Regions from separate parts of the Homo sapiens genome. Here region 1 is linked to region 2. A link is an interaction called in ENCODE POLR2A ChIA-PET data of the cell type or tissue named here. Cell type or tissue: OCI-LY7. All regions are shown on one strand. Each heading gives the region's core, and the rest is flanking DNA. Links, peaks and the distances in the headings are about the cores only.

Region 1 (16,127 bases), core at 7,876-10,375, 80 kb before region 2:
CTCGAACTCCTGATCTCATGATCCCCCTGCCTCGGCCTCCCAAAGTGCTGGGATTACAGGTGTGAGCCACCGCCCCCGGCCCATTCTTCTTTTCTTTATCTTTTTCTTCATTTTTTTTCCCCCTTTCTTTAGATGACTTGGGTTTTTCAGATTATCTTATTTTTGTCTCCTGTGTTGGCTTCTTAGCAAAACTCTATATTTTGTTATTTCAGTTGTTTATTTAGAACTTATTGTATATATCCTAAACTTACTGCAATCTACCTTCAATTATACCCCTTCTTGTATTGTATGCTATTACTGTCGCAGACTTTATTTTTACGTGTTATAAAATCCAAAATACATTGTTATTATTTTGCTTTGTCAATTGCTTTTAATGAGATTTAAATAATATTTAAAATATTTTATCTATTTATCCATGTAGTTACCATTTCCTTTCTGTTGATCCAAATTTCCATCCAGTATCAATTTTCTTAGGCCTGAAGGGCATCCTTAAATATTTCTTGTATTGTTTGTGAAAGCTATTTTGCTGGGTATAGAATTATAGGTGATAGTTGGGTTTCTTTTTTATTGGTTTGTAAGATGTCGCTCCACTGTCTTCTCTCCTGTGTTTCTGATAAGAAATCTGATGTTTATCCTTATCTTTGTTCCTCTGCACATAACATGTCTTTCATTTCTAGCTGCTTTTAAGATATTCTTATAATTCATTTTGAGCAACTTGATTATGATGTACATTGATGGAGTTTTCTTCATGTTTCTTGTGCTTAGGGTACATTGATCTTTTTGTTTCTGGGAGTTTACAGTTTTCATTCAATTTGGAAAGTTTTTGACCATGATTTATTCAGTTATTTTTTTCTACCCCTCTTCTTTGGGGACTCCAATTACTCACATATTGGAACTTCTTGAAGTTTTTCTGCAGCTCACTGATTCTCTTCTTTTTTTTTTTTTTTTTTTGGATTTTTTTCCCTCTGTGTTCGTTCTGAATAGTTTTAACTGTTATGCCTTCAAGTTCACTAATCTTTTTTTCTGCCAGTTTTCATCTGCCATTAATCCCATTCCATGCAATTTTAAAAATCTCAGACATTGTAGTTTTTATCTCTACAAGTTTGATTTGATTTGTATCTTTTTTATATCTTCCTTGTCTCTAAGTTTCTTTTTTTTTAGATGGAGTCTCGCTCTGTCACCCAGGCTGGAGTGCAGTGGCACGATCTCGGCTCACTGCAACTTCCACCTCCTGGGTTCAAGTGATTCTTCTGCCTCAGCCTCCCGAGTAACTGGGTTTACAGGCAAGTGCCACCATGCCCAGCTAATTTTTGTATTTTTAGTAGAGACAGGGTTTCACCATGTTGGCCAGGCTGGTCTCGAAATCCTGACCTCAGGTGACCCGCCTGCCTCAGCCTGCCAAAGTGCTGGAATTACAGGTGTGAGCCACTGCACCTGGCCCCATGTCTCTAACTTTCTGAACATATAAAACACAGTTATAATAACTCTTCTATTATATTTTTCTGCTGATTCTAACATCTGTGTCTGTTCTGAGTCAGTTTCAATTGACTGATTATTCTCTTCCTTACAGATCTTTTTTTAAGCATCTTGGCATGCCTGGTAATGTGTAATTGGATGTCAGATATTGTGAACTTTTTCTTGTTGGGTAGTAGATATTTTTGTATTTCTGTAAATCTTGAGCTTTGTTCTGGGATGTAGTTAAATTACTTGGAACCAGTTTTGTCTTTTTGAGCCTTGGTCTTGTTTTTGTTTTTGTTTTTTCTTTTTTGAGATGGGAGTCTCACTATGTTGTCCAGGTTGGACTTGAAATCCTGGGCTCGAGCAGTCCTCCCACCTCAGCCTCCTGAAGTAACCAGGACTACAGGTATGTGCCACTGCCCTCATTGAGCCTTGCTTTTATGATTTCTTAGATGGTCCACAGAGTACTCAGTCTGGGGCTAATTATTCCTCACTACTAAAGTAAGACTTTCCTGAGTACTCTACCCAATGCCCTATGAATTACGAGGTGTTTTTTTTTTTCAGTCTAGTTGGTAGAAACAAGCACTATTTTCATCCTTATGTGAGCACCAAGTCATGCTTCCTTTATTCGTTTTGAGTAATTCTTTACTTGGCTTCAGATAGTTTTCTCACATGCATGCCTTTATCAGTACTCTACTAAATGTTCAAGGAGGTTCCTCCGCAAATCTCTAGGATACTCTTTGTATGCAGCTGTCTCCTCTCCAAGAAATCTAGCTACCTTGGTCTCCCTGGACCCTGAGCTCTATCTCCTCAACTCTGGGAGTCTGCTGGGAAGTGCCTCAGTTCCTTCTCCCTATGCCACAGCCTGAAAACACTCAGAGCATTATGCTGGGATATTTGTAAGGTTTAGCCTGTTTATTTCTCATCTCTTGGGGATCACTGCCCTTCATTGTGTAATATCTATTGTCTTGAAAAATGTTTTATTTATTTCATCTGGTATGTTTTGTTTTGTTTTGTTTTCAGGATACAGGTAAATGTGGTCTCCGTTACTCCATCTTGGCTAGAGCAGAAGTGTGTTTCTTAATTTCCAAATATGTGGTATTTTTCTAGTTATCTCTTGTCACTAATTTCTAACCTAATCGTGTGTCTTATTGGATCTACTATATTACACATGTCCATTAAATCAAGATTGTGTTGTTCAAGTCTATCTTTACTTATAATTGTCTGCTTGATCTATTGGAAACTGATAGATGAGGTTATAATCTCCCGCATGAGTTTTCAGCTTTTCCCTGTTGTTCCATCAATTTTTGACACATATATATTATTACTATTCGATAAATTGTGGACAGGCTTTTAAAAACTTTATAACTTCCTTCTGAATTGAACCTTTTATCAGTATTCATTGATACTTTATTTCTAATAATACTTTTGCTTCAAAGTCTGTTTTATCTGATATTATTTACAGGCTCCCTCAAAACACTTTTGGTGATATTTGCCTCAGATACTTTTTACTCTGCATTTATTTTCAACCATTATGTGTCCTTATGTTTAGATGTTTGTCTTTTATTTATTTTTATTTTTTTTTATTTTTTCTTTGAGACGGAGTCTCGCTCTGTCGCCCAGGCTGGAGTGCAGTGGCGCAATCTCGGCTCACTGCAAGCTCAGCCTCCCGGGTTCACGCCATTCTCCCGCCTCAGCCTCCCGAGTAGCTGGGACTACAGGCGCCGCCACCACGCCCGGCTAATTTTTTGTATTTTTAATAGAGACGGGGTTTCACCGTGTTAGCCAGGATGGTCTCCATCTCCTGACCTCGTGATCCACCCGCCTCGGCCTCCCAAAGTGCTGGGATTACAGGCTTGAGCCACCGCGCCCGGCCAGATGTTTCTCTTTTAATAGCACGTTGCTGGATTTTTTAAATCTAGTCTATTTTTTAACTGGCAAGTTTAGTTCATTTACTTTATTGAGATTATATTTTTTTCAATTTTATTGGTGTATAGGTGACAAATAAAAATTTTATATCTTTAATATGTACAATATATTTTAACCATTTTCTACCATATTGCTTTGTGCTTTCTATTTGTTCCACTTCTATGTTTCTTTGTTTTCATTTCCTGTCATTTAAAAAATTAAGTATTTCATTTGATGTGTGTGTGTTTCTTATCTCATTTTCTCTTCTTTAATGGTTTGGAACTGTATTCACTTCAATTCTATCCTTTGAGTTATTGCCCTTGAAATTTACTACATATTCTTAAGAAAGTCATAATTCCTTTCCTGACTAATATTACAGTTTTTAGCAATGATGTGTTGGAGCTGGTTTATACTGGCTCACAAGAGCTGATTGTTAGCATCTCTTCTCAGTTTTATATTCAGTGACACCCATTGGCAGTTTGAAATCAACCATGCTGGGAACATATAACCATGGAAATCAACAACACTATAAATCAGAGTTTTGCACCCTGAAAATTTGGAAATGGTTGTTAAACATTAACCAGTACACTACTGATCTTAGGCCATTCTATCACACCTGCCCTATTTTTTAAAGCTGCATATCATTGTTATGCTTTTTTATTATATATGAATAATTTTTTTTAACTCTGCTAAATTTTCTGCTCACCTTTTCCTTCTTGCATTTTGCAGCTTTTTGGAGGGCCATTTTCTTTCTTTCTAAAGTACATCTTTTAGAAGTTCCTTGAAAAGATTGGCTGGTAATAAATTGTGTTCTCACTTTTGTCTTTGTATGACTCCGTTTCTTGAAAGATGGTTGTTCTGGGAACACAATTCCACATTGACAGTTATTTTTTACTTAGTACTTTGAATATATTTCCATTTTTGTTGTTGAAAAGTCCAGCATGCCAGGCATGATGGCTCATGCCTTTAATCCCAACACTTTGGGATGACGAGGTACAAGAATCACCTGAGCCCAGGAGTTTGAGACCAGCCTGTGCAACATAGTGAGACCCCATCTCTACAAAAATTAAAAAATTAGCCATGTGTTGTGGTGCATGCCTGTAGTACCAGCTACTTGGGTGGCTGAGGCAGGAGAATCATCTGAGCCCAGGAGCTGGGGATTACAGTGAGCTATGATGGCACCATTGCATTCCAGCCTGGGCAACAGAGTGAGATCCTTTCTCAAAAAAGAAAAAGAAAAGTTCAGCATAATTGTCATTCTTTTGTAGATAAACTCACTCTTCTCTCTGGCAGTATATGAGAGCTTCTTTTTGTCTTTAAAGTTCTTCAGTTTCACTCTGGTATGTCTAGGTGTGGATTTTTAAAAATTCTGCTTAGAATGTGTTGGCTTATTTATATCTATGGATATACATCTTTTACCACGTCTGCAAATTTCTTAGCCTTTGTCTCTCCTAATGTTACATCTCATTTGCTTTCTCTCTTTTCTCTTCTGGCACTCCAAAGAACACTCCAATTTAGATCTTTTTATTTCATCCTCCATGTATCCTAAACAATTTTATATTTCCCACCTATTTTTCTCTTCATATTGCATTCTGGGTAATTGTTTTTCATTCATCTTTCAAGTCATTAATTATTTCTTTAGCTGTATCTAATTTTTAATTTATCCCATGAGTTTTTTATTTCAATGATTCTATTTTTTATTTCTGAAAGTTTTATTTAGATCTTTTGCAATATGTCTAGTTATTTTGCATGGTCTCTTCTTGCTTGCTCATATTTCTAAGTTGATTTTTATTTCTTTAAATGTTTTGTAGTTATTTTACATTCTGTATTTGGTAATTTCAATATCTGAAGTCCTTGGGGCTTTAAATCTGTTGTCCATTATTTCTGCTATTACTCATGGTGGCTTGTTTCTGTGTTTGGTCTTTTTGTTATTGATGTGGTGGTGGTTATTTTAGTTTATATTTGGTTGAACCAAATCTGGCCCCAAACCGGGTATGTTTTCCCCCAGAAGAATTTTGTCTGATTCTGCCTGGAACAAGGGGTGCTACCAACCTCAGACTTTTCTAGGTTCCTCAGAGGATCCAGGGCCCTCCTCTCAGGTGGTTCCTATTCTCCATCCCGGTGTTTATATTGGCATTTGCCACAAGTACAGTTCTGATATTTGTGTATTTGTGTTAGCTCATAGCTTATGGCTCCCAATTAGATTTCAACTCACTTATTTTTGTTTTTTAGTATCTTTGGCAATTTCCCTTACCGTTTTTATGAAAGCCTGGTATCTAGTTCTATTGCCGGGGGGACCTCAAGATATGTAGTCTGCTATTATCCTAGAAGAGGAACTCATTCATTCAGAATTTACACTGGTGAAAGGTAGAAAATAAGGCTCTACATGTATTTTTTTTTCTTATGGCTTCCAGTTGCCCCAAGAGCATTTATTTAATAATCCATCTTTCTTCCATCAATTGGAAATATCAATCACATCATATTCCAAGTTCCCAAATGTAATTGTATGTTTTTCTGGACTTTTCATTCAATTTTATTATTCCATCTGTTTTTCATGGGGAAATATGATGCTGTGGCCAGGCAAAGTGGCTCATGCCTGTAATCCCAGCACTTTGGGAGGGCAAGGCAGGAGGTGAGGTGTAGTACCAGCTACCTGAGAGGCTGAGGCAGGAGAATCCTGACTTGAAGTCAGGAGTTTGAGAACAGCCAGGGCAACATGGTGAGACCATGTCTCTACAAAAATGTTTTTTAATTAGCCAGGGGTGATGGTGTACTCCTGTAGCCTCAGCTTCTCAAGAGGCTGAGTTGGAGGATCACTCGAACCCAGGAGTTCAAGGTTACCGTGAGCTATGATTGTACCACTACACTCTAGCCTAGGTGAGAAAGAAAGACCCTGTCTCAAAAAAAAAAAGAAATATGATGCTGTTTCAATTTTTGAAGATTTAAACGTGTTTTAATAACTGGTAGATCTAGTCCTTTTCCCCCATTACTCTTATATTTTAGAATTTTCCCAAATATTCTTGATTATTTGTTACACAAACTTTACAATTAGATTATCTAGATCACCAAAACATAACTTCTTGGTGTCATTTTTTTAGGTTGTGGTAAAAAACACATAACGTAAAATTTTCCATCTTCACATTCATGAGAGTATGGTTCGGTAGTGTTATATTCAAATTGTTGTGCAACAGATCTCCAGAACTTTTTCATCTTGCAAACCCGAAACTCTATATTTATTAAGCAGCTCCCCATCTCCCTCTCCCCCCAGCCCGTAGTAGCTGCCATCCTACCCTCTGTTTCTATGAATTTGACTACTTTAGACTCCTCACATAAGTGGACTCACATAGCATTTATCTTTTTGCGACTGGCTTATTTTACTTGGCATACTGTCCTCAAGGTTCATTCATGTAACATGTGACAGGATTGCCTTCCTTTTTAAGGCTTAATAATATTCCATTATATGTATATACCACCTTTTATTATATATTATATGTTTATAACATGTATATATATTTTATTATATACATACATCGCATTGTATGTATATACTACATTTATCCATCAATGAACCCTTCAGTTGCTTCTATCTCTTGGCTATGAACATGGGTGTGCAGATATCTCTCTGAGATCTTACTCCTTTCCATTTTTTTGGATATACAGTCATCCCTCAGTATATGCAGGGATTGGCCAGGTTCCCCATCCTGCCCACACATGTACCAAAAGCTGTGAATACTCAAGTGCCACAGTTGTCCCTGCAGAAATGCATATATGAAAAGTCATCCCTCTGATAAGCAGGTTTTGCATCCTTTGAATACTGTATTTTTTAATCTGCATTTGGTTAAAATAAATCCACATATAAGTGTACCCAGACAGTTCAAACCTGTGTTTTTCAAGGGTCAGCTGTATACCTAGAAGTGGAATTGCTGAATCAATGGTAGTTCTATTTCTAATTTTTTGAAGAACCACCATACTGTTTTCTATTTAAAAGGTCGCACCATTTAAAAATCCCACCAACAAAGTTTCCAGTTTCCCCACATCCTTGCCAACACTTATCATCTTTTTTATAGTAGTCATCCTAATGGGTGTGAGGTAATATTTGATTATAATTTTGATTTGCATTTCTCTAATGATGTTGAACATCTTTTCATATGCTTCTTGACCATTTGTACATGCTCTTTGGAGAAATGTTCATTGAGATCCGTTGCCTATTTTTAAATTGGATTATTTGGGGGTTTTCTGAGTGTTGAGTGTTAGGAGTTCCTTCTATATTCTAGATAGTAACCCCTCCTCAGATATATGACTTGCAAATATTTTATCCCATTCTACAGGTTGCCTTTTCACCCTATTAATTGTGTCACTTTTATTGAAATCATGTTTAACTCAGATTAACCTGGAGGAAATGGAATATTTATGATACCAAGTCTTTAAAGTGCTTTGAAAATGTAATTCATTTATTGTATAAGTTGCACTAAGAAGGGTGCAAACAAAAGCAGCTTTACCATTTCTAACAACTGCCCTATAAACCTGCTCGGTGAGATCATTTCTCTCCATCCCTGGATGAAATAATGGACTATTCCTTCATCTTTTTTCCACCACTCTCATGAAATAAAAATCCTCTGATCACTTAGGTAAGAAAATGTCCAGAGGAGTGTAACAAACTCCAGAGATTGTCTGATTCTAAAGCATCTCGTCATCCTGGCTTGGTCCTGCCTTGGGTTTAGTGGTGAGGATGGGTTTGGTAAAAGGGTCTTCTCCCTTTCTTCATTCACCTTCACCCCTACTTATTACCTGTAGTCTAGAGTCACCTCCATGGTTGAGGTGGCTGAAGGGAAAAGAGGTTCGGGGGCGGGGGGTTGAAGGGACAAGGTGTTCCTAGGTGACACAGTGGCAATCTGTCATTTGTGCCTCTGGAAATGGTGAATAACCCTGGCTTTCTTTCTGAGCTTTTGTAGATCTCTCAAATCCCCCATCCAGGACCCTCTGATGGCCTTTTGTGATCCCCTCAGCTTCTAGACCTGATTCTTTATCCACAGCAGGATTCCTAACCTGAGGTCTACAAGAATACCTGTGGGTCCATAGGTAGAGTTCTGGGAACTTAGATGGGAAAATTCCATTTTTTTTTTACACAGTTTCCAGTCCTGGAAACCTTTAGCTAATCTTTAGCATTCCTTCAATGGTGGGAATGGGCAACAGATCACCATAGTATTAATACTCTGTGTAATTTTATCACTAGAATGGTTAATTTCCATATCATAGTAGAGCTGTTGCAGATATTTTGAAATCCCATTATACTCACTGCCACTTCAAGATTACTGTAGTTGTTAGAACAGCTACTAGATCTTATTACTTAATAAATTAATAAAGTGTGAATATAACTATATAACCATTTTAAAATGTTTTTTGATAACTTTCAATATAATTGGTTTATTTTATAATTCTATGAATTTATTTTGTACATATGAAAACAATATGCTGAGAATGGGTTCAATGGGTCCATGGCACCAAAAAAAAAAGGTTAAGAACTCCTGACTGAAAGCCTTCGCCGACTCCTATTGAGCGCATTTTCGCAACAGTTCACAGCCAGCCACGCTCAAAGAACCCAAATCTGGCTGATGAAAAACAGGCATGGTCCTTGCCCTAATCAGCTCTGAAACAGCATCCGGTTCTTAAAGCCACCCCCACCAATGTCTGGCCCCGCTTAGCTACTCAGGATGAGCTTGCCTTTCCCCAGCCTCTTGCTGATAAACTTCACAAGTATGAATTTAGTATGGATCTCTCTGCTCTTTGAATTCTAGTGGATGCTTGTCAACTTCTGCAAGCAGTCCTTTTGAAGCTCCCCTACTAGGCCGAAGTGAGACAGACACACCCCACACTTCCTCCCCATTGAGATGGGGGGAGCTACAGCATCTTGAGAGCTCCACCTACCACAGTTCCTATTTTTCACCCTAGAGAGAGATGATGAGCTCAAGGACAGTCTATGACCGGGTAGCATAGGTGGTCCAGCAGCTACATTGTCGTTCTTAACTTTGAGACCTCAGCTGAAACCAAGACAAAAAGAGTCCGTTTTCACATCCTATTACACAAAGAGTAGTAAGTAGAGGTTGTTACTATCTATAGAGATTGTTACCCTCTAGAAGCAGAACCTGAGGTGGGGATTCAATTTCCTCCCTCACAGGGAGTGAAGGAAGCAGGAGGAGGCAGGCAGCAGAGCTGAGTAAGGATGTGCATTGAACTGGAGTCCAACCTCCAGCCTCAGAGCCACTGGAAGCTCTGGAATGTGGATCCCACTCTGTGGCAAGGACACAGTCTTTGGCAGCTCTTTGAGAGCAAGTCAGTCAGAGGCTGCCGGCCAGCCCTATGGTGAGGGAATAACCACCCCTGGCATTTCCAGGTGCCCTGTGGCTGAGGGCACTTTGCAGCTGGGGGATGAATGCACTTGCTTAGTGTATTAGTTTCCTAAGGCTGTCCTAACAAATTACTGCAAGCTTGGTGGTTTAAAACAGATGTTAATTATCTCCCCATTCTGGAGGCCAAGTCTAAAAGCAAGGTGTTGGCAGGTCCGTGCTCCCTCCAAAGGCCCTAGGGGTGAATCTTCCCTTGCCTCTCTTAGCTTCTGGATTCTGTTGGCAGTCCCTGTGGCGGCATCACTCCAATCCCTGCCTTCATCTTCACAGTGCCTCTTCCTCTTCTGTCTAATCTCCCTCTATCCTATTGTTATAAGGACTTCATCACTAAATTTAGGGCCCACTCAGATAATCCAAATTGATTTCATCTCCAGATCCTGCAAAGACCCTTTTTCCAAATAAAGTCAGTTTCACAGGTTCTGGGATGTAGACATAACTTTTGGGGGGGCCACCATTCAACTCACTACCCCCAGTAAAGGGGGTTGGGGTGAGGCAACAATGACGTCCCCTATACAAGTAATCCTTAAGCCACCATATCACTCAAAACAAGCTCTGTGGACTCTGCTGTCCCCTTAACTGCTGGAGAGACTCATGAGCACACATACATGAAGCACTGTTCCCTTTAGGCATGCGAAGCTGGCCTGTCCACCCTCTGCAAAAACAGGACGCGCAGGGCCCTGTCGGCTGTGCAGCAGCTCTGCTGGTAGAAAGCATTCGCTTTCTTCTCCACCAGACTTCTTATATACCATCCTATCAGTCAGTGCTCCAATCATAAAGCCCATCTCATTTCCCTCCTACCAGCCTTGCTGGGTTTTTTGTTTGTTTGTTTGTTTTAGATGGAGTCTCGCTCCATCACCAGGCTGGAGTGCAGTGGCGCAATCTCGGCTCACTGCAACCTCCACCTCCAGGGTTCAAGCAATTCTCCTGCCTCAGCCTCCCGAGTAGCTGGGATTACAGGTATGTGCCACCATGCTTAGCTAATTTGTGTATTTTTAGTAGAGACGGGGTTTCACCATGTTGGTCAGGCTGGTCTCAATCTCGTGACCTCGTGATCCGCCCGCCTCAGCCTCCCAAAGCGCTGGGATTACAGGCATGAGCCACTGTGCCCAGCCCAGCTTTGCTGTTTGATGACACTGTAAGTTAGCATAATGTGCTGTGACAAAGAATCCCCAAATGTGGTGGCTTAAATATTTGTTTAGTTCTCTCAAAACAGTCCAGGGCATCAGTCCAGGGTGGCTCTTCTCCATAAAGTCATCCAGGACCAAGCAGTCTTTTCCTCAGCTCTCCCCTAAGGTGACACCCTCATCTGTATAGCCCAAACAGGCTCAGAGATACCAAAAGGGGATAGAAGAAATAGGGCATGCAGCTTACTTATAAAGACATAACCTAAAGGTCCCACCTTACCTCTGCTCATGCCATTAGCCACACCCTGCTGCAAGGGAGGCTGGGAAAGATAGCGTCTAAATGGGCATCCCTCAACCTAGGTAAGACTCAGAGGGTTCTATCATGAAAAGAAAGGAAGGAAGCTAGATAACGGGGACAGCCAGCATTCTCTGCTGCGGACATCTGTCTGGCCACTTCTACTGTCCTTCTTCCTACGAACAAACCAAGTTTTTCTCTGTCCGTGGGTACCAGATGCCTCTCTCTCTTAAGCAAACCCCTGTAATCTATGGTATTCCTTTTAGAACAGGGAACTGGCACAGAATCCAGGCCTCCATCTGCCTGTGACTTGATGGGCCTTGTGCTTCTGGGATGTGAACGTGAATTCTTAGGAATAGAGCTAAAGCCAGGAGTACCTCACCTTTCACTTGCCACTTCACATTGTGTGTGCAGAGCTTCAACACACAGAATGTGAGTTTCTTTATCAGTTGCATGCTAGGTTGGGCCCCAGTCAAACTTAATAGTTCTATGCATTCTTGCTAGTAGGGTATTGAAGTTGCCAGTTATTATTGTTTGTTCCTTCAATTCTGTTAGTTTTTGCTTCATGCATTTTGGAGCTGTTATTAGATACATGTGCTTTTTTTTTTTTTCTTTTGAGACAGGGTCTCACTCCAGTTGACCAGGCTAGAGTGCAGTGATGCAGTCTCAACTCACTACAGCCTTAGGGCTCACTACAGCCTCAACCTCCCAAGCTCAGCTGATTCTGCCACCTCAGCCCCCTGAGTAGCTGGGACTACAGGTGCATGCCACCACACCCAGTTAATTTTTTGTATTTTTAGTTGAGACGGGGTTTCACCATGTTGCCTGGGCTGGTCTTGAGCTCCTGGATTCAAGCAATCTGCCTGCCTCAGCCTCCCAACATGCGGGGGTTATGGGCATGAGCCACCACACCCGGACTGTTATTAGATACACATGCTTATAATTGTTATTTCTTTCTGATGATAGACACTTTTATCATTATAACATGTCCTTCTTTGTCTCTCATAATTTTTATCTTAGTGTCTATTCATAAATTAGTATAGCCACTCCAGCTATCTTTCAGTTAGGGTTCACATGTTATCTCTTTTTCCATCCCTTTATTTTCAAAGCCTTTTGTACATTTGAATTTAAAGTATGTCTCACATAGACAGCATATAGTTGGATTGTGTTGTAGTTTTCTTTTTTAATCCATTCTGCCAATCTCTTCCTTTTAATGAAGCATTTCATCCATTTATATTTAATGTAATTGCTGATAGAACAGGATTTATGTCTGCCATTGTGCTTTGTGTTTTCTTTTTCTTTTATTTTTTCTTTTTCTTATTTTTTTTTGAGACGGAATTATAAAGAGTTCCCATATATCCCCTATCCCCACAAATGTGCAGTTGTCTTTTAAATTAGATAGGAAAACAAAATCATTACAAACAAAAATACATTTATGCTGTCTTTTATGTTTACCTATGTAGTGACTTTTACCAGTGCTCTTTATCTGTTCATGTTAATTCATATTACTGTCTTGTCTTGTTTCATTTCAGACTGAAGGACTCCCTTTAGTATTTCTTGTAGGACAAACCTGTTAGTGATGAATCCTCTCAGTTTTTGTTTATCTGAAAATGTCTCAATTTCTCCTTCATTTTTGAAGTTGATCATTTTAGAAGTTGATAGTTTTGCTGGACATGCAATTTTTTGGTCGATAGTTGTTTTCTTTTAACACAATATATCATCTCACTGCCTTCTGTCCTTCATGGTTTCAGAAGTTATGTGGTGATCTTATTAAGGATTCCTTATATATGACGAGTTACTTCTCTCTCTCTCTCATTGCTTCTCAGATCCTTTCTTTTTCTTTGGCTTTCAAAAGTTTGAGTATGATGTGTCTTTGTATAGATCATACACTTTGTGTTCATACTACTTGGAGTTTACTGAGCTTCTTAAGATGTGCTCAATAATGTTTTTCATTACTGAGCACATTTAGGAAATTTAGGGGCATTTTCTTGAATATTTTTCTGTCCTGTTCCATCTCTACTCTCCTTCTCAGATTCCCATTATACATATACTGGTATGCTTGATGGCTCCCACAGGTCTCTTAAGCTCTGTTCATTTTTCTTCATTCTTTTTTCTTTCTGCTTCTGAGCTAGATAATCTCAATTGGCCTATATTCAAGTATACTGATTTTTTTTCGTCCCACCAAATGAGATATGTTGTTGAGTTCCTCTAGGTCAGGGGTGTCCAATCTTTTGGCTTCCGTGGGCCATATTGGAAGAAGACTTGTCTTGAGCCACACATAAAATACATTAATACTAGCGATAGCTGATGAGAAAAAAAAAAAAAAAGCAAAAACATCTCATAATAAGAAAGTTTACAAATTTGCAGGCTAATTCAAAGCCAACCTGGGCTGCATGTGCCCCGTGGGTCGCAGGTTAGAGAAGCTTGTTCCAGGTATTTTTAAATTTTACTTATTGTTCTTTTCTACTTCAGAATTTCATGGGTTTTTAAAAATATAATTTGAAATCCTTTATTGATTTTTTTGGTGTGACTTCATTCTCATACTTTTCTTGAATTTTTTAGACATAGTTTCCTTTAGTTCTATGAACATATTTATAATTGCTCATTTAAAGTCTTTATCTATGCCAGCTGCAGTGGCTCACTCCTATAATCCCAGCATTTTGGTAGGCAGAGAAGGGCAGATTGCTTGAGCCTAGGAGTTTGAGACCAGCCTGGGCAACATGGTGAAACCCTGTCTCTACAAAAACCTACAAAAATTAGCTGGGCATGGTGGCTCATACCTGTAGTCCCAGCTACTTGGGAACTAAGGTGGGAGGATCACTTGAACCTGGGAGGTCAAGGCTTCAGTGAGCCATGATCACACCACTGCACTTCAGCCTGGGCAACAGAGCAAGACCCTGTTCCAAAAATAAATTAATTAATAAAGTATTTGTCTAAAAATTCTAACCTCTGGGCTTCCTCAGGGATAGTTCCTGTTGGCTGCTTTATTACAATGTATGGGTCTTACTTTCCTGTACCTTGCATGTCTCATAATTGTTTGTTGAAAACTGGACATTTTAATCATATAATGTTGCACTCTGGCAATCAGATCCTCCCTCCCAATTTTGTTCTTATTGCTATTGCTGTTTGTTTGTTTAGTGATTTTCTTGGACTAATTATATAAAGTCTATATTTCCTGTCATGTATAATCACTGAAGTTTCTGCTCTTGGCTTAGTTATCAGGCCATGATTGGACAGGCATTTCTTTAAATGCCTTGAATGCCAATAAGTGTTCAACCCATTGCCAAAAGGTTCTGTATGTGTGTTAAGACATGCCTTCAGTGCTCCAGCGATTTACAACTCTGCCTTGACCTTCACTTCCTGCTTGCTCAGGGCCTTGGGATAAACCAGAGGTGAGAGACCAGGGGCTTTCCATGCCTTTTTTGGGCATGTGCCTCTCCCTGCACATATGCATAGCTTTCTAGATCTCCAGGAATATGTCAGAGCTTTTCAGAGCCCCTGTGAACATCTTATTCCCCACTTTTTCCTTTAAAATATTATGGCCAAACTTTTATTTGCCCCCAACTTGTATTGCTGCCTCATGTAGCTGCAATGTTAAGCAATTGCCGCTGGCTGTTTTCAACAAACACCCTGAAGATAGGGTCTTTCCCACTAAGTAAGTTCTGAATCGGGTCAAATAACAAGTTCTGCAAATAAAGCTGTCAGGGAGTTGCTAGAAAGGTTAAAGAGTGAAAACTGACTGGGAATACAGCTTGTTGAGAGGCTCCAAACCCACTCTACCCCTTCCTATGGTTGCTAGCTTGCTAGTTTTCACAACTACAATAGTGGTTGCAAGGTAGCTGGTCTTCAACAGGGCTGGGGAGTAGGGGATGGGAATAGGGCAAATTAAAACACCACAAAGCTTTCTGTTCTTATTACAACTCAGCCATTTTTCTTGCCTCAATGTTCCTTGAGTTGTTGCACACATGTTGTTAATTTTTAGAGTTCTGAGAAAGTTGATTTTGACCATGTTTGCCAGTGTTCTTGTTTCTTTATGGAAGAATGGATTTTCAGAGGTCTTTACTTAGCAATTCCCAAAGTCCTGTCCCTGTAATTGTTATTTCTTACCTGGGCACAAGTTAAAAGTGCCTTGGGGGCTTTAGTCCAGCATTCATCCAGTCACAGTAATTTTTGACTCTTGAATTCTATCATGAATCAATCAGCACCTGTTGTGGGGCTGGGACTATGATGGATGCTTGGGAGAAGAGAGGCTTAAACAATGATCCCTGCCCTCTGAGAGCTTACAGAGCAGTTGAGGAGACAAATATAATTATGTAAACAACAATTTATAATTTTGAAAAAAATTCGTGTACTTGAAGAAAGGTCAGTAGAGATTATCTATAATTACATAATAATAAGAAGAAATAGAAAACAATGTAAGGCTTGAAGACCACACTATCCAATAGTACTTTCTGCAATGATGAAAATATTCTGTACCAACCAATATGGTAGCCAATAGCCACACATATTTATTGGGCACTTGAACTGTAGCTACCGTGACTGAGGAATTGAATATTTAATTGTGTTTAATTTAAATCAAATTTAAGAAATAACACATGGTTACTGTATCTGACATCACAGCTCTAAGACTTTAAATATTTGCTTGATTGGCCAGGATGACCCTGTGGCAGGGGTAGGGAAACATACCCTCCCATGGGAGGCTCATAGCTCTTCTCTGGCTCCTAGGGATAGATAGAAGCTGGGGGCTATGGATACTCCCTGGCATTTAATTGTGCCTGCTGCCTGGTGGGTGTTGTTCAGTGACACTATTGGAATAGTTTAGGTCCGAGCCACCTGGCAAAGGTAAGCTCTGGTCTACTCTATTGGGGGCAAATTTAGACCCTAGATCAGGCACATTATAAGTGCAATTAGATGAAAGGGGCTGTGGGAACTGCAAAA
Region 2 (16,127 bases), core at 7,814-10,313:
ATGCGTGTGAATGCGCGCGCGTGTGAGTGCAAGTGTGCGCGTGTGTGAATGTGTGTGAGTGCGCGCGCGTGTGTGCGCGTGAGTGCGAGTGTGCGTGCGGGGTGAGTGTGCATGACTGTGAGTGTGCGTGGGTGTGCGTGTGCCCGCGTGTTAGGGAGGGATCGCCCCACGGGGCAGGAGAGCCGGGCAGTCGGCTTGCGGGGGAGCGGACCGTCGGTCGGGGAACTCACCGTTAGCTGTCTCCGCCGGCGGCTGTGCCGGGCTGCTATGCAGGGCCGGGGTCGAGCCTGGGACCTTGGTGGTCCCGGGCTGCGCGAGGCCCAGCACCGAGTTCCTGGGCGCCCCCAGAGCCGGGCCGACGGCCGGCGCGAAGGCGGCCAGGGCGAGCAGGAGCCCCCACATGGCGGGGATTGAGTGCCAGGGGCGCGCGGGCTACGGCGGGTGGCGGGTCGGTCTCTTCCTGCCGAGTGCGCCGAGCCCCCCGCCCCTTCCTGCCCCCCGCCCCTCCGCAGCCTCCTGCCCGCCCACAGCCCGCTGCCCGCCTCGGACCTCGGAGAGGAGGAGAGGGCCGGGAGGAGCGAGCGGGGCTGACCTCCAAGGGGCCGCCCCAAGTCTCAGGACCGCCGACTCTGCCCTTCCTCTCCGCCGTCTGGGGCCAACCCGCCTCGTTGGCGCGCTGCGCCTTTATAGTCTGCAAAGCCACACTGAAGAGACCAGAGATCACCTGGTGGCCATCAAGTCGACCAACAGGAGGCAAAGCCCCTTATCTGAGCAATTCAGAATGACACTTCCCTATTGTCTAAAGCCACATCTGGTACCAAGCTTCCGTCCCAAGAATTTATAAGTAACTAGAATTTCTGTACGTTTCCGGAATGAGTGCACGTTAAGACCCATTGTGCAAACTTTGCTGACATCAAGGCACCAAAATATCGACAAATGTAACCATTTACCATGACCTAAGTGACTAATGTGGTCCAAATTACCCTGCAGTTCCCCGCAGGGAGCTCAGTCCTCTCTTGCTGAAGCGCCTACTGCGCTCTGCTGCCTCGTCCTTTCCGTCTAATAAAACTTTCCTTTTCAGACCTACACGGTTGTTGATAAGTTCTTTTACCACCCGGGAGCCAACCACTTCCCGGTTCCGGAGCTCTGACACCTCGCCTGGCATCTTGGTGGCCCATACGGGGACTTCACTGGGATTTCCCTCTTCCTTTTTCTCTCTGCTTCCTTCCACGGTCTGGTTCTTTACTCTTTGGGGAACTGCCGGTCCCGGTGGAGGCAGCTCTTCTGTGGGATCCTGAAGCCCTAGAGAAGGGATACCTGGCTGTCCTTGCCCTTAGGGGTGAGGGACTGGCCAGGGCTCTTTTCTGTTTTCGGACTGCCAGTGAACCAGCTTGAGTTCTCGTTGGCAACTGACAGTTTCTGGCCAAGCGCCATCCCCCGGTATTACCCCAAGGCCAAGACAAAAGAGCTATTGCCTGTCAGAGTGGCAGGGCACTTTCATTTTAACACTCCATAAGCCTTGTCCTGGAAGCGGTGGATCTCAATTCTACACAGGGATGCCTCAGGGATCTTGTAGTTCCTTGTCTAAACCCAACTTCGGTTCAATTAATTCAGTTCCATCCAACTCGCCCTTGGATTGCCTCCTTAAAAATGGTCCCATTGGTCTCATTTTGACCCACAAACTCTTAAAAATAAGCATATAAGGCTGAGCACAATGGCTTATGCCTGTAACCCCAGCACTTTGGGAGGCCAAGGCAGGCAGATCACCTGAGGTCCGGAGTTAAAGACCGGGAGTCTACTAAAAATGCAAAACTTGGCCGGGCACAGTGACTCACACCTGTAATCCTAGCACTTTGGGAGGCCGAGGCGAGTGGATCACCTGAGGTCAGGAGTTCGAGATCAGCCTGGCCAACATGGCGAAACCCTGTCTCTACTAAAAATACAAAAAAAAAAAAAAAATCAGCCAGGGGGCTAATTATATGTGGCGGGCACATATAATCCCAGCTACTAGGGAGGCTGAGGCAGGAGAATCACTTGTACCCCGGGGGCGGAGGTTGCAGTGGGCCAAGATGGCGCCACAGCACTCCAGCCTGGGCGACACAGCAAGACTCTGTCTCAAAAAATACAAATAAAAAATAAATAAGAGTTTAAAAAGCATATCCTTTTTTCTAATATTGCTTGGGTTCAATACAAGCTCCCTAATCAATCAATTTGGCCAATTAATGAAACTTGGGATTGCAATGCTACTTTACAACTTAACTGATTTTTTGCCGGAACCTTGGAAAGGATTCAGAAGTCCCATATGTTCAGGTCTTTTTTGCTTTATCCCCAAATCCAAACCCAAAATTACATACAAATTGTCATGTATGCTTCCAAGGAACGTCCTCCCTTCCCGGTTCTGATGTCTTAGATGATCCTTCCTTTTGCCTATTACATCCTCCTCAACCTGCTCACTCTTCACCTACACCCTCTCCATCTGCTCCATTCCCTAGTCAATCTCCCACCCACATACCCAAATACTTTCTCCCCTTCACATACTCTCAGGGGAGTCACATATGCTACTAGTACAGAGTCCTCAGAAAAATCCCCAAAATATTTTGCCTCTCCCTAAGGTGGCTAATGAAGATTTGGGAACAAGCCAAGTTCATGTCCCTTTTCTGATCATGTCTGATCTTTTGCAAATTCAATCCAAGTTGGGTTCATTTAGTCAGGATCCCTCTAAGTTCATTCAAGAATTTCAGACTTTAACTGTTGCCTTTGATTTAACCTGGCAAGATGTATTTGTGGTATTAACTACCTGCTGTTCCCACACACAAAAAATCACACGTGTGATCTTCAGCATGGGCAGATGAAGCTCATGCTCCCAGTCCTAATAACAGAGCTGGGCAGAAGCTGTCCCCAACATAGAACCTATTGGCAATACCAGGCCACCAATTCTGGCCCAAACAGAGGTAAGGGCAGACAGGATCATATGGTAACTTCTCTGTTGGAGGGAATGAAAAATATATAATAAAACCTGTTAATTTTTCTAAATTATAAGAAATAATAGCTGGGCGCGGTGGCTCACACCTGTAATCCCAGCACTTTGGGAGGCTGAGGCGAGCGGGTCACCTGAGGTTTGAGACCAGCCTAGCCAACACGGAGAAACCCCATCTCTACTAAAAATACAAAATGAGCTGGGCATGGTGGTGCATGCCTGTAATCCCAGTTACTCCAGAGGCTGAGGCAGGAGAATCGTTTGAACCTTGGAGGCGGAAGTTGTGGTGAGCTGAGATTGCGCCACTGCACTCCAGCCTGGGCAACAAGAGCGAAATTCCATCTCAAATAAAATAAAATAAAAAGAAATAATAATTTTGTATGTATGAAACTATCTGAAAGCCCTGCCCTTTTCCAAGCTAGACTGGTGGAGGCCATGCATAAATACACAAATTGAGACCCCAGGGGCCAGGTGTGGTTGCTCACACCTGTAATCCTAGTACTTTGGGAGACCAAGGCGAGGCGGGCGGATCACCTGAGGTCAGGAGTTGGAGACCAGCCTGGCCAACATGGTGAGAACCTGTCTCTACTAAAAACACAAAAATCTGTGGGCATGGAGGTGCATGCCGGTAATTCCTGCCTTTTAATGCTTATATCTTCCAGCTTACAATGATTCCACCTACAGATGACTATGCAATCCCAATACCAGCCTGCAACAGCAACTTCTATTTTCATGGGGCCTCTTGATGGAATCTGGTCTTCCCTCCATGAACAAGTTTATCATGACCCTTCATTCCCTTCATGACAGAAAGCAAGAAAGGAATCCTTTCAATGCCCCTTTTCAGCAGGAAGTAGCCAGATAGACTGGACACCCCTCTTCACTGTGCCATTTTCCCTTTCTTGGGATCCTAACAGACAAGTAGACATGAGCATGGAGAAATACAAAGGGTCAAAGATTTGCCCAAAATATTTATCAGGGGGAAAATGAGGAGAGCAAGGATCACCTGGTGGCCATCAAGCAGACCATCAGGAGGCAAAGCACCTTATCTGAAGAACTCAGAATGGTACTTTCCTATTATCTAAAGCCACATCTGGTACCAGGCTTCTTTCCCTAGAATTTCTATACATCTCCGGAATGCACGCATGTTGGAACCCATTGTGCAACCTTTGCTGTCATCAAGGTGCCAAAATGTCTACAAATGTAATCATTTACTATGACCTACAAAACTAATGTGGTCAAAATTACCCTTCAGTTCCCTGCAAGTGAGCTCAGGCCTCTCTTGCCGAAGCATCCCGCTGCGCTCTGCTGTGGAGTTCTTTCCATCTAATAAAACTTTTCAAACCTATACTGTTGTTGATAAATTCTTTTACCACCCGGGAGCCAACCATTCGTGGCTGCGGCTCCCGGGGCTCTGACACCCAGCCTGGCACACAACATTTCACTTAGCCCCTCGAGGCCCTTAGCCTGCAGCAGACATCTACTTTGTACCATGCACTATGCCAGGAGTTTTACACGTGGCCGCTCAATCAAACTTCATTTTACAAACTGATAAACTGAGGCTCAGAGCGGCTAATGACTTGGGCGAGGTAGCAAAGCTGAGAACTTTGGGAAGGAAACTACAACCGGAGAGGAAAAGCTATCCAGAGCCAGAGGCCCCCTGGCAGGGCGGGTGGGACAGAAGGGGGAAAAGAGTGAAGGGAAAATGAGGCGGCGGGGGGCTAGGGGGCGACCCGGAGCCTGGGGAGAGGGCTGGTCCCGGAATCCTCCAGAAAGACAACCCAAGGGGCCCAAGAAGAGGCGGCACGGCGGCGCTTCCCACCACCACCATCACCAAGCCCGGCCCTGCCCCTCCTCTCCTTTCCCTTCCCTCCCCTACTCCTTCGCTCACTCACCCGGCTGCCACGTCCCGTCCCGGGGTTACATAACCCGGAGAGAGAAGCCTGAGCGATAGCCTGCGGGCTGGGGCTGCGGTGGAGGAGCCAAGGGTTGATGCACTGCCTGACCTGCCCTCCGGCTCCTCGCCCCCAGCCCGTATTCTCCTCGGGGAGCCGGCAGCCCTGGGTCTGCCCAGATCCGGAGATGCCCTTCCCGCCCTCCCTCCAAGACCCCCTTTGGATCCTGCATTCCTGGTCATCTCTCCAGAAGGAAGGAAACGCGTCCAGCGGTGTGCCTTTGGCCGGCGCTTGGCCTTTGCAAAGGGCTCTCCAGGGAGATGCTCCCATCCCCACGAGGAGCGATGCCCAGAAGTGGCCCGCAATCCTCTGGCGTAAGCGGGGCCCTGCGCAAATGTTTTTTGCAGGGGCACTATCTGTATAAATGATTTGAATCACCCAAAAGCAGCTTGTGGGCACCATTCTGGCAGCCCACGCTCACACGAACCCCAGAAAGAAATAGCGCGCCGCAGTCTGGGACTGGGGCCCACCGCCGGCAGGGACTACCCCATAGGCACTGGTCCTGGAGCTCCTCGAGGCATCTGGTCTGCCCCACGCGCGCAGGGTGAAGAGCTAGAGGACCCCCGAAAGGGAGTGACCCCACAGGGCCCACGTGCAACTGGGTCCCGCCTCGCAGCCCCCTGCCTCGACGGCGCTGCCGGGTCCCAGGCACTGGATGGGAGGACAGAGAGACATTTCAAGGGAAGCGCTGCACAGCCGGGACTCCCTGGACGCCAGGCAGGGGCAGATGGGCAGCGCCGATGCTTCCCGAAGGTGGGAGGCCGCAGTCTGAACAGGTCCCGAGGGCTGCTAAGCGTCCCGCCAAAGCCCAATCTGGCCACCTCCAGGTCTCTGGTCCCCACACCCATCCAGGTTTCTCGGGTGTTGGGAAGAAAGGAGGGGGCACAAGAAACAGGACATCTCAGCCTCCTGAAGCCCACACCCCCTCCAAGCCGTTCCCCACACAGTAGGCAAATTCTGTCAAGTTCCTCCAGGCTTAAGGCCCCAGTGGGTTCACCTGCAAGGTCTTCATGACCAAGTTCTTCCTGCCCACGCCTTTCCCATTCCATCTGCCTCCCTATCCCCTGGCTCCCATCCCCCCAGTCACTCCGGCATTCTAGCTGCTCCTCCCACGCAACAGCCCAACTAGCCTCCTGGCCTTTTAATTTGTGCATGGAATTTGCCTTCTCAGTCAGATTTCCTTTCAATATCACCTGCTCCCAAAGGCTTTCCCTGACTACCCTGACTAAAGCAAACTTTTTCACTTCACACACTCTATCCTCCCACCCGTTTAAATTATTGTCTTCAAGGCACTCAACACCGAGATGATCTTGCTTTACTTATGTGTTGGCTGTTCAGGTTCCCCCACCCCCAGCAGGAGGTAAGTACCCTGCCAGAAGAACTTTGTACCCAAATGTCCACAGCTGCACCTCAGAGCCTAGAACAGCACCTGGTCCCTCGTCAGCTCTCATAAAGTGTGTGTATAATATATTCAAGGTTAGAGTGGACAAACCAGGGCTGAAAGGACCTCCTCAACAGTGCCAGGATTTGCAGGAGAGGACATGGCAGGCCGTGAACTGAAAGACCAGTTCCCAAAGTGACTAGGGTGGAGCAGCTGGCACTCTCCCACCAATCTTTTAGGGGCCAGGGCTGCAGGATGCTCCACCTCTTTTTTCTTTTATTCTTTTTTTTTTTGAGACGAGTCTCACTCTGTCACCCAGGCTGGAATGCAGTGGCGGGATCTCAGCTGACTGCAAGCTCCACCTCCTGGGTTCACGCCATTCTCCTGCCTCAGCCTCCCAAGAAGCTGGGACTACAGGTGCACACCACCTCGCCTGGCTAATTTTTTGTGTTTTTAGTAGAGACGGGGTTTCACCGTGTTAGCCAGGATGGTCTCGATCTCCTGACCTCGTGATCCACCCACCTCGGCCTCCCAAAGTGCTGGGATAACAGGTGTGAGCCACCGTGTGTGGCCGGGATGCTCCATCTCTTATGTCTCCTGCACCCAGCTCCCATCCCCCTTCCCACCACTCTGCACTCCCTGCCCCTGTCCTCTATTGCAACCCTTAGGACCCCTTGGTTCCCTGCTGTGTCTCCTGAGCCCCGCAGCACTTTCTCACACTCTTCTCCACTCCCAGCCCTGCTGCCACCCCTGGCCCTTGCCACTGGCTACCTGGGGCTGCAAAGGTACAAGTAGCAGGATCTGGAGGTGATAGCTCCAGGGGCAGAGGGGCAGGTTTGCACCCAAGTACCTGTATAGCCAGATCTCATCTACCAGGAGCCAGGTAGAAGATCTTTCGTGGTCTCACTAGGTGCAATTGAGAAGGACTGGATAGTGGCACCCGCCTAAAAGGGATTTTAATGTAAGGGGTGGGCTAGGAATCTCCTGCCAACTCCCTGGTGTGGTTAGGTGGTTGGAGGGGGAGAGGATAGGTGACTCTGGTGACATACAGGCTTCGTTTCACATCCCACTTCTGACGTGTATTTTGTTTGGCTATCCTTGGGCAGTAGTTTCACCTCCCTGAGACTTAGTTTCCTCATCTGTAAAACAGGAACCATATCCTTCTCCCAGGTTTGCTGTGATGATAAAGTGAGATAATATAGGGTCTTAGGGGGCTCCTAGGTTGATCAGATGCATTAAAGGTGGGGAAAACAGTGTAACACAGCCCTCTTACTCCTACATACTTAGATGGAATAAAACAGTATCAAGGAAAAGAAAGGAAGCTCTGTGTCCAGCTGCACAAATAATGAAGTAGAATCTACTGCCTGCCTGTGCCTCTAATCTCCTGTGCCTGGATGCTAAAGCAGAACTCATTTCCTGCTAGGTGCTCTCCCTGTGATGTAGGTGAGCATTGTTGGAGCCTCACATGGGACCAGGATGCACAGGGGAGCATCTCCCCACGCACCCGTTCTCCCCTCATCACTCTCTACCCCAGCTTTCTCTCCTACATACATCAAGGTCTTTGAGAGCCTTGCTCCACAAAGTGTGGTTGAAGACCAGCAGCAGTAGCATCCCCTGGGAACTTGTTAGAAATGCAGAACAGGCCGGGTGCAGTGGCTCACGCCTGTAATCCCAGAACTTTGGGAGGCCGAGGCGGGCGGATCACCTGAGGTCAGGAGTTCAAGACCAAATACAAATACAAAACTTACCTGGCCAACACGGTGAAACCCCATCTCTACTACAAATACAAAACTTAGCTGGGTGTGGTGGTGCACGCCTGTAATCCCAGCTATTCAGGAGGCTGAGGCAGGAGAATCGCTTGAACCCAAGAAGCGGAGGTTGCAGTGAGCTGGGATGGTGTCATGCACTCCAGCCTAGGTGAAAGAGCTAGACTCTGTCAAAAAAAAAAAACCAAAAAAAAAACCAAAAAACAAAAAACAAACAAACAAAAAAAACACCTCTGCCCCAGACCTATTGAATCAGAATATGCATTTTTTTTTTTTTTTTTTTTTGACAGAGTCTCACTCTGTCTCCCAGGCTGGAGTGCAGTGGCCCGATCTCAGCTCACTAAACTGCCACCTCCCGGGTTCAAGCAATTCTCCTGCCTCAGTCTCCTGAGTAGCTGGGACTACAGGCGTCCACCACCACACCCAGCTAATTTTTGTGTTTTTAGTAGAGACAGGGTTTCACCATATTGGCCAGGCTGGTCTCGAACTCTTGACCAGAATCTGCATTTTTAACAAGACCTCCAGAGGATTCAACCCCAGGAGATACATATGCGTGTTGAAGACTGAGTTTTATCCCTGGTATTTGATGCTGTCACGGGTAATTTTATCTTAAGCCACAAGCGTATATCCACATGACGTTAGGGAATTGGTCTTTCATTTACCCTGGGAAGGAATATTCCTGATCTCCACAGCATGACTATCTGTTGATTTGTTCTTTGTTTGTAACTAAGTCATTTTTATCAGAATAGTACAAAATATAGTTTTGGTTTTGTTTTTTTAGAGACACTGTCCTGCTCTGTTGCCTATGTTGGGGAAAACAGCCCCATAACGCCTAGCGGTTACCCCGAGTCCGGCGGAGACAAAGGAGTTAGAAAGAGACAGAATAAGCGTTTAAAAGGCGGGTCCAGGGGACCGGAGCGTCGGAGGCTTGCTCACGGCCCAGAGTTCTCAGGCTCCGCCCAATTTATTGGTTTACAAGCTCTTTGTTCTTAGGGCAGATGGGAGGAGGAGGAAGGGATGAGGGAAAGGATTAATCAGTGAAGGAGAACTGGAGAGTCATTCTGTAAGATGTATAGCAGTGGCGGTTTCTGTGAATTTCCTTGAGCAAAGAGGAGTGTCAAACTACTTAAGATCTTTAACTGGCCGGGCGCGGTGGCTCACGCCTGTAATCCCAGCACTTTGGGAGGCTGAGGTGGGTGGATCGCTTGAGGTCAGGAGTTCGAGACCACTCTGGCCAACGTGGTGAAACCCCGTCTCTACTAAAAATACAAAAAATTAGCCGGGCGTGGTGGCGGGCGCCTGTCGTCCCAGCTACTCGGGAGGCTGAGGCGGGAGAATGGCGTGAACCCGGGAGGCGGAGCTTGCAGTGAGCCGAGATCGAGCCACCGCACTCCAGCCTGGGCGACAGAGCGAGACTCCGTCTCAAACAAAAACAAAACAAAACAAATCTTTAACTTATCGGGACTGAAACGGGTGGGAGTGGGTTTCAGGAGGAGCCAAGATGTTTGATTATACTCCACTGCTTCAAGGGAGTGTTATATGCCTGAGCAACCTGTGGAATGCCGCTGAGGGGTTCTGCTCTCGGGCGTAAAGACATGAAGGCAATAAGGAGACTTTTCTCCTCAGAGGCCGCGCATGGCTTCCCATGGGTGTCTCACACAGGGAAGACTAACTCAGCTGGCACCCCAGAAACTCTCTTTCCCACAGCCTAGGCTGGAGTGCAATAGTGTAATCACAGCTCACTGCAGTCTGGAACTCCTGGGTTCAAGCGATCCTCCCACCTCAGCCTCCCAAGTATCTGGGACGTGTCACCACGCTCAGCTAATTTCTACCTTTTTTTTTTTTTTTTTTTTTTTTTTTTTGAGACTAAATCTCACTCTGTCACCAGGCTGGAGTGCTGTGGTGCGATCTCGGCTCACTGCAACCTCCGCCTCTGGGTTCAAGCGATTCTCCTGCCTCAGCCTCCCAAGTAGCTGGGATTACAGGCGTGTGCCACCACACCCGGCTAATTTTTTGTATTTTTAGTAGAGATGGAGTTTCACCTTGTTAGCCAGGACGGTCTCAATCTCCTGACCTTGTGATCTGCCCGCCTTGGGCCTCCCAAAGTGCTGGGATTACAGGTGTGAGCCACTGCACCCGGCCACATTTTTTTTTTTTTAAGAGACAAGTTTTCGCTATGTCATCCAGGCTACAACATAGTTTCTATTTTTATTTCAATTGCTTTAGGGGTACCAGCGGTTTTTGGTTACAGGGGAGAACTGTATAGTGGTGAAGTTTGAAATCTTAGAGCGCCCATCACCCGAGTAGTGTACATTGTATGCAACATGCAGTTTTTTTTATCTGTCACCCCCCGCTTACCCTCCTCCTTCTGAGTCTCCAATGTCCATTATACCATTCTGTATGCCTTTGCATACCCACAGCTTAGTTTCCATTTATTTATTTTTATTTAATTTATTTTTTTTGAGACAGAGTCTCGCTCTGTTGCCCAGGCTGGAATGCAGTGGCGTGAACTCGGCTCACTGCAAGCTCCGACTCCTGGGTTCATGCCATTCTCCTGCCTCAGCCTCCCGAGTAGCTGGGACTACAGGTGCCGCCACCACGCCCAGCTAATTTTTTGTGTTTTTAGTAGAGACGGGTTTCACCGTGTTAGTCAGGATGGTCTCGATCTCCTGACCTCGTGATCCACCCGCCTCAGCCTCCCAAAGTGTTGGGATTACAGGAGTGAGCCACCGTGTCCCGCCAGCTTCCATTTATAAGTGAGAACATATGGTATTTGGCTTTCCATTCCTTAGTTACTTCACTTAGAATAATGACCTCCAGTTCCATCCAAAAGACATTATTTCACTCTTTTTTATGGCTGAGTAGTATTCCATGGTGTGTGTGTGTGTGTGTGTGTGTGTGTGTGTGTGTGTGTGCATGCACACACATAGCACATTCCCTCTATTCACTCATCAGTTGATGGGCACTTAGATTGGTTCCATATCTTTGCAATTGTGAACTGTGCTGCAATAAACTATGTATGCAGGTGTCTTTTTGATATAATAACTTATTTTCCTTTGGGTAGATATCCAGTAGTGAGGTTGCTGAATTGAATGTAGATCTCTGTTTAGTTATCTGATAAATCTTCATACAGTTTTCCATAGAGGTCCAGTCTACAATATAGTTTTAAAGGTAAATCACATTTAGGCTTGTAATGGAAGAGTCGGCTCTATGCCTTTCCCAAGCCAAGCACTTTTAGTTCTTTTTGTTATTTCTCCTGTCTTTATCTCTATGCTTAGATTTCTTGCTATTTCCTTTTTTTTCTTTTTTCTTTTCTTTTCTCCTTCTTCTTCTTTTTTTTAAAAGACAATTTCTTGCTCTGCTGTCCAGGCTGGAGTGCAGTGAGCTGAGGCTCACTGCAACCTCTGCCTCCCAGGCTCAAGTGATCCTCGTGCCTCAGCCACTCAAGTAGCTGGGATTACAGGTGCCTGCCACCATGCTCAGTTAATTTTTGTATTTTTAGTAGAGATGGGGTTTTACCATGTTGGCCAGGCTGGTCTTGAACTCCTGGCCTCAAGTGATCTGCCCACCTCAGCCTCCCAAAGTTCTGGGATTACAGGTGTGAGTCACTGTGCATTTCTTGATTTTTCTTTATGTAGTTGTTATCTGTGGATTTCTGCTATGAAATTAAGGCGTTAGTTTTTCTACCACCCTCCCCTCAATACACACATCCAGATACACAAACATACACTCCCTCCTTCCATTTTCAGTAAAGCTCAATTGCTATTTGGAATCAATATTCAGTGCTTTTGTTATGACTATGTAAATATTATGTTTAAATTTGTGCTACCTGGAGTTAGTAATTACTTTGTTTTTATCATTTGCTTAGTTTTCTAGGCATCACTCATTAATTCAATCGCAAAGCTTCCAGTGTAACTGAACATTTACTCAATATAGCCAAACATAGCTAATAATCAGTTGATTTCATTTTCCTCTGGAGACATCGCTCCTAGAGCACATCTTCTGATTTCAGGCTGGGTTGGTTACTTTCTTTACCCGGGGGTATAGTTGACATCCCAGGCCTTTCTCATCGTCCCTTTTCTGTGCTTAATCTCATTTATTGAATGCCATATTGCTCTCTTTCTTAGTTTAATTCTTTGTTTTGCTGAAGCACATCCTCCAGTAGCTTTCTAAGAAAGGGTATATGCAAGGTCAAATTTCTGAGACCTTGTATGATTGAAATGTCATTATTCTACCCTCCCAATTAATAATCATTCAGACCTATACATTTCTATATTAGACATCATTTTGAGGGCATTTATTGTCTTCTAGCTACCAGTATTGGTGTTTAGAAGTGTGATACCATTCTTGCTTCAGATCCGATGTATGTGATGTTTTTATTTGGTGGAAGCTCTTAGGATTGTCTTTTTATCCCTGCTAATGTGAATTTCATTATATGCCTTGATGTTAGCTGCCCTGTTTCATGTATTGGGCTGTGAATTGGTGGAAAGTTATGGTCTAGAGAATCATGTCCTTCAATTCTGAAGAGTCTCTTGATTTTTAAAAATCTTTCCCTTCTGGTCGGGCAGGGTGGCTCACACCTGTAATCCCAGCACTTTGGGAGGCTGAGGCGGTCACATCACCTGAGGTCAGGAGTTTGAGACCAGCCTGGCCGACATGGTGAAACCCTGTCTCTACTAAAAATACAAAAATTAGCTGGGTGTGGTGGTGGGTGCCTGTAATCTCAGTTACTTGGGAGGCTGAAGCAGGAGAATCACTTAAACCCGGGAGGCGGAGGTTGCAGTGAGCCAAGATGGCGCCATTGCACTCCAGCCTGGGCAACAAGAGCGAAACTCTGTCTCAAAAAAAAAAAAAAAAAAAAATAGAAAGAAAGGTTTTCCTCCTCAGAGCACTCCCTCAATAAACCATGTGTACAAGTATCCCCATCTCAGGCTCTACTTTTAGAAATTATGACCCATTGATATAGTCTGAATATTTGTCCAAATCTCAAGTTGAAATCTCAAATCCCAATGTTGGAGGTAGGGCCTGATGGGAGGTGTTTGGGTCATGGGGGTGGATATTTCATGGCTTGGTGCTGTCCTTGAAATAGTGAGTGAGTTCTCTCAAGATCTGGTTGTTTAAGTGTGTGGCAACTCCCCTAACCACCACTCTCTCCCTTGCTCTTCACCCTTTGCCTTCTGCCATGATTGGAAGTTTCCTGAGGTCTCCCCAAAAGCAGATGCTGGTACCCTACTTCCTGTACAGCCTGCAAAACTGCAAGCCAATTAAGCCTCTTTTCTTATAAATTACCCAGTCTCAGGTATTTCTTCATAGCAACGCAAGAATGGCCTAATACACCCACCATCTGGTGCAGTGCCTGGCACATAGGAAGCACTTAAATAAATGATTGTTGAATACAAAATAAACTCTGAGAAAATCACAGACAGAACTCTCCTATACATGCATACAGAGCACCTGGTGCATAGTAAATCTTTAAGGAGCTTTAGACTCTCCGATCCCCCCATGCCCTGCAATATGGAGTAGCCTCATCTTGGTGGACTCATCAGGACATGCTCCCCAGGTCTGTATGTCCAGGAATGCAATTGTGTGGATGCATCCAGGATTGATCAGGCTCAGGGAATTGCCAATCTTAAACCTTAATGTTCCTTTACAAGCACAATTGGAACTTAATGCCAAAAAAAAAAAAATTCTGGGATCTTCTGTTATACCCTATCCCATTACGGACAAATCTACTCGTAAAACCCAGCTGCTGGATAAGCAAGAACAGCCAGACCAAGGGCGATCAGTGCATGGTCATTAGGGCTGGTGACCCTCGTCTCTGGGCAAGGCCTGCTGGAGGTGGATATGCAGCCTGATTCTTGTTCTGTCTCCTCCTCTCCTAGGGGCTGTATGGCCACTGTCTCCCATTTTGCCACCCCTACCAGTTTTCCTTCAAAGTATGATATGTGGGCAAAGATTAAGTTCTCTTAATTATGACACATTTCCGCTCTTGCCTCTCAAGTCACTAAACTGAGATGTGCTGGACCCCTATGGCCACCACCCATTTACAGATGATCAGTGTAATCTGATATACTGATAATCCAAGTGACTAAGCCCTTCATTATATGTTCATTTTCCTTAACTCCATTCTCAGACTGTAACCTTAACCTCTAATAAGGGGGTTACTAGGTCATAGTCCTCTTAAGTTCATGTCCTCTACCTCATTACTGGAACCCCAGTATGCATAACACCCCCTATAAACTGTAGTGCTTAGAATACCTGAACAGCCCCCTCCTCTCTCACCCCCATTTAGCAGGTTATGCGGAAGCCCAGCCCCAGAAGCCTCAGGCAGTCCCCTGGCAGAGCCCATCTCTGCAATCTGGAACTTCAGGCCTGAAAAATCCCCTAGAAGGACCCACAGGGAAGACAGCTGGGGACAGAGATATTGAATGACTTCGCCCTGGACCTGCAGCTCTGCAAACTCACAGGAAGAAGAAAGCAGACCTCGCTCCCTTGGACAGATGCCCAAGTAGTAATGGGGTTAGAATGCCTTCCTGACAACTCAGATCCCCAAGGGAGGGCCCTAGGGCAGAGAATCAGCAAAGGCAAGAGGATGAGTCTTAGTTCTCAGAAATCCCTGACTTCCCAGCTAAGCCCCACCTAGGCCACCAGCTGCTTATGAGGTCAGAGCAGCAGCAGCAGCAGCCCCCTCCCTACCCCACGGCCCCACGTGGTAACAGGTCACAATGCCCCGGGTGCCCACTCCCAGAATGCTGACCAAAGTGGGAGGAGGTGAGGAGGGTTTGCTGGGTGGGTATGGGGGAGGGGGAGACTCTGCAGGAGCCTAATTCCCCACTCTGAGCTCACCCTTCTGTCTGCCCGGGCCCTACCCCTTCCCCTACTCTCACCCTTATAATCCTTTTCAGCACTAGGTCTTCCCGTCACCTCCACCTCTCTCCATGACCCGGCTCTGCTTACCCAGACCCGAAGCACGTGAGGATCCGATCCCAGTTCCTCCAAGGGGCCTGGGTGCTGGGGAGGGGTCAGGTAGTCCAGTGCGTCCACCTGTATCCACCTGGGGCCCTAGCTGGGCCCAGCTCCTGGACAGTGTCCTATGGCTGGGGGCACTAGGACTGACAATCCAGGCAGTCTTTTCCACCACTGGCCCAGCCCTGCTGCTGCTTCTGGTCAGCTTCCTCACCTTTGACCTGCTCCATAGGTAAGTGGGCAGCAGCCTGGCAGGTGGGCATTGTAGGCGGGCGGGCCAGTGGACAACTTCCCTAAGCCCAGTCACCACCCTCTCTCTCCACAGGCCCGCAGGTCACACTCTGCCACAGCGCAAACTTCTCACCAGGGGCCAGAGTCAGGGGGCCGGTGAAGGTCCTGGACAGCAGGAGGCTCTACTCCTGCAAATGGGTACAGTCTCAGGACAACTTAGCCTCCAGGACGCACTGCTGCTGCTGCTCATGGGGCTGGGCCCGCTCCTGAGAGCCTGTGGCATGCCCTTGACCCTGCTTGGCCTGGCTTTCTGCCTCCATCCTTGGGCCTGAGAGCCCCTCCCCACAACTCAGTGTCCTTCAAATATACAATGACCACCCTTCTTCATCAGGCCCCCTTTTCTCCTTCCTGGCTGGGCAGGTGGGATGATACCCCTTTCTTCCCAGCCTGAACCTCACAGTCCTATAATATAGGTATCAGATACCTGGATCTGAGTCTTTGGGCAGCAAGAGAAGGTAGGATACTAGCCAGGGAGCCCAAGGAAGAATGTGGCAGCCACCTCAGAGCCTGTGGATTGGGGGCAGCCACTCTGGCCTCCTCTGTGGCTCTAGAGAATGAAGGTCCAGACAGAAAGACTTGCGAGAGAGCAGTTTGGAAAGGGGTGGATATCAGCCAGCAGGGAAAGCAGGAAAGGGACAGGGATCCAGGGAGGGCTTCCCATGAGAAAGCATGAGAAACTACATCTGCGGGGCTCCGAGGCTCCCCTGCCAGCCTGGAGGGTCCGTGCAGAGGGACTTGGGTGGGCCTCACACCCTACAGTGACTCCTCTCTTGGCTGGACCCCACCCCAGCCCG

What was found. Peaks named below come from ENCODE experiments on the same cell type or tissue, not always from the same donor. Only the 100,000 strongest peaks of a DNase experiment are listed, where the experiment ranks them.
Region 1: POLR2A ChIA-PET joins it to region 2 with 5 read pairs; 3 of 35 experiments call an interaction of 5 or more read pairs at or near these places.

What each region holds. Positions count from the first base shown.
Region 1 is chr20:2,720,315-2,736,441 of GRCh38, forward strand. All of the region lies in intron 6 of EBF4 (EBF family member 4), which reads left to right. Among named protein-coding and RNA genes, the nearest start is that of EBF4, 36 kb to the left of the region's middle. In OCI-LY7, for the core only: no CTCF peak of the experiment used is centred there; DNase peaks (open chromatin) are centred at 9,017 and 9,257.
Region 2 is chr20:2,800,171-2,816,297 of GRCh38, forward strand. It overlaps CPXM1 (carboxypeptidase X, M14 family member 1), which reads right to left and starts at 457. Exons shown (of 14, transcript NM_019609.5): 1 at 231-457. The coding sequence starts at 402. It overlaps C20orf141 (chromosome 20 open reading frame 141), which reads left to right and starts at 14,817. Exons shown (of 3, transcript NM_001256538.2): 1 at 14,817-14,847; 2 at 14,982-15,274; 3 at 15,368-15,660. The coding sequence starts at 15,015. The coding sequence ends at 15,605. It also overlaps a transcript of TMEM239 not described here. RefSeq lists enhancers at 1-14, 15-1,000. In OCI-LY7, for the core only: no CTCF peak of the experiment used is centred there; no DNase peak of the experiment used is centred there.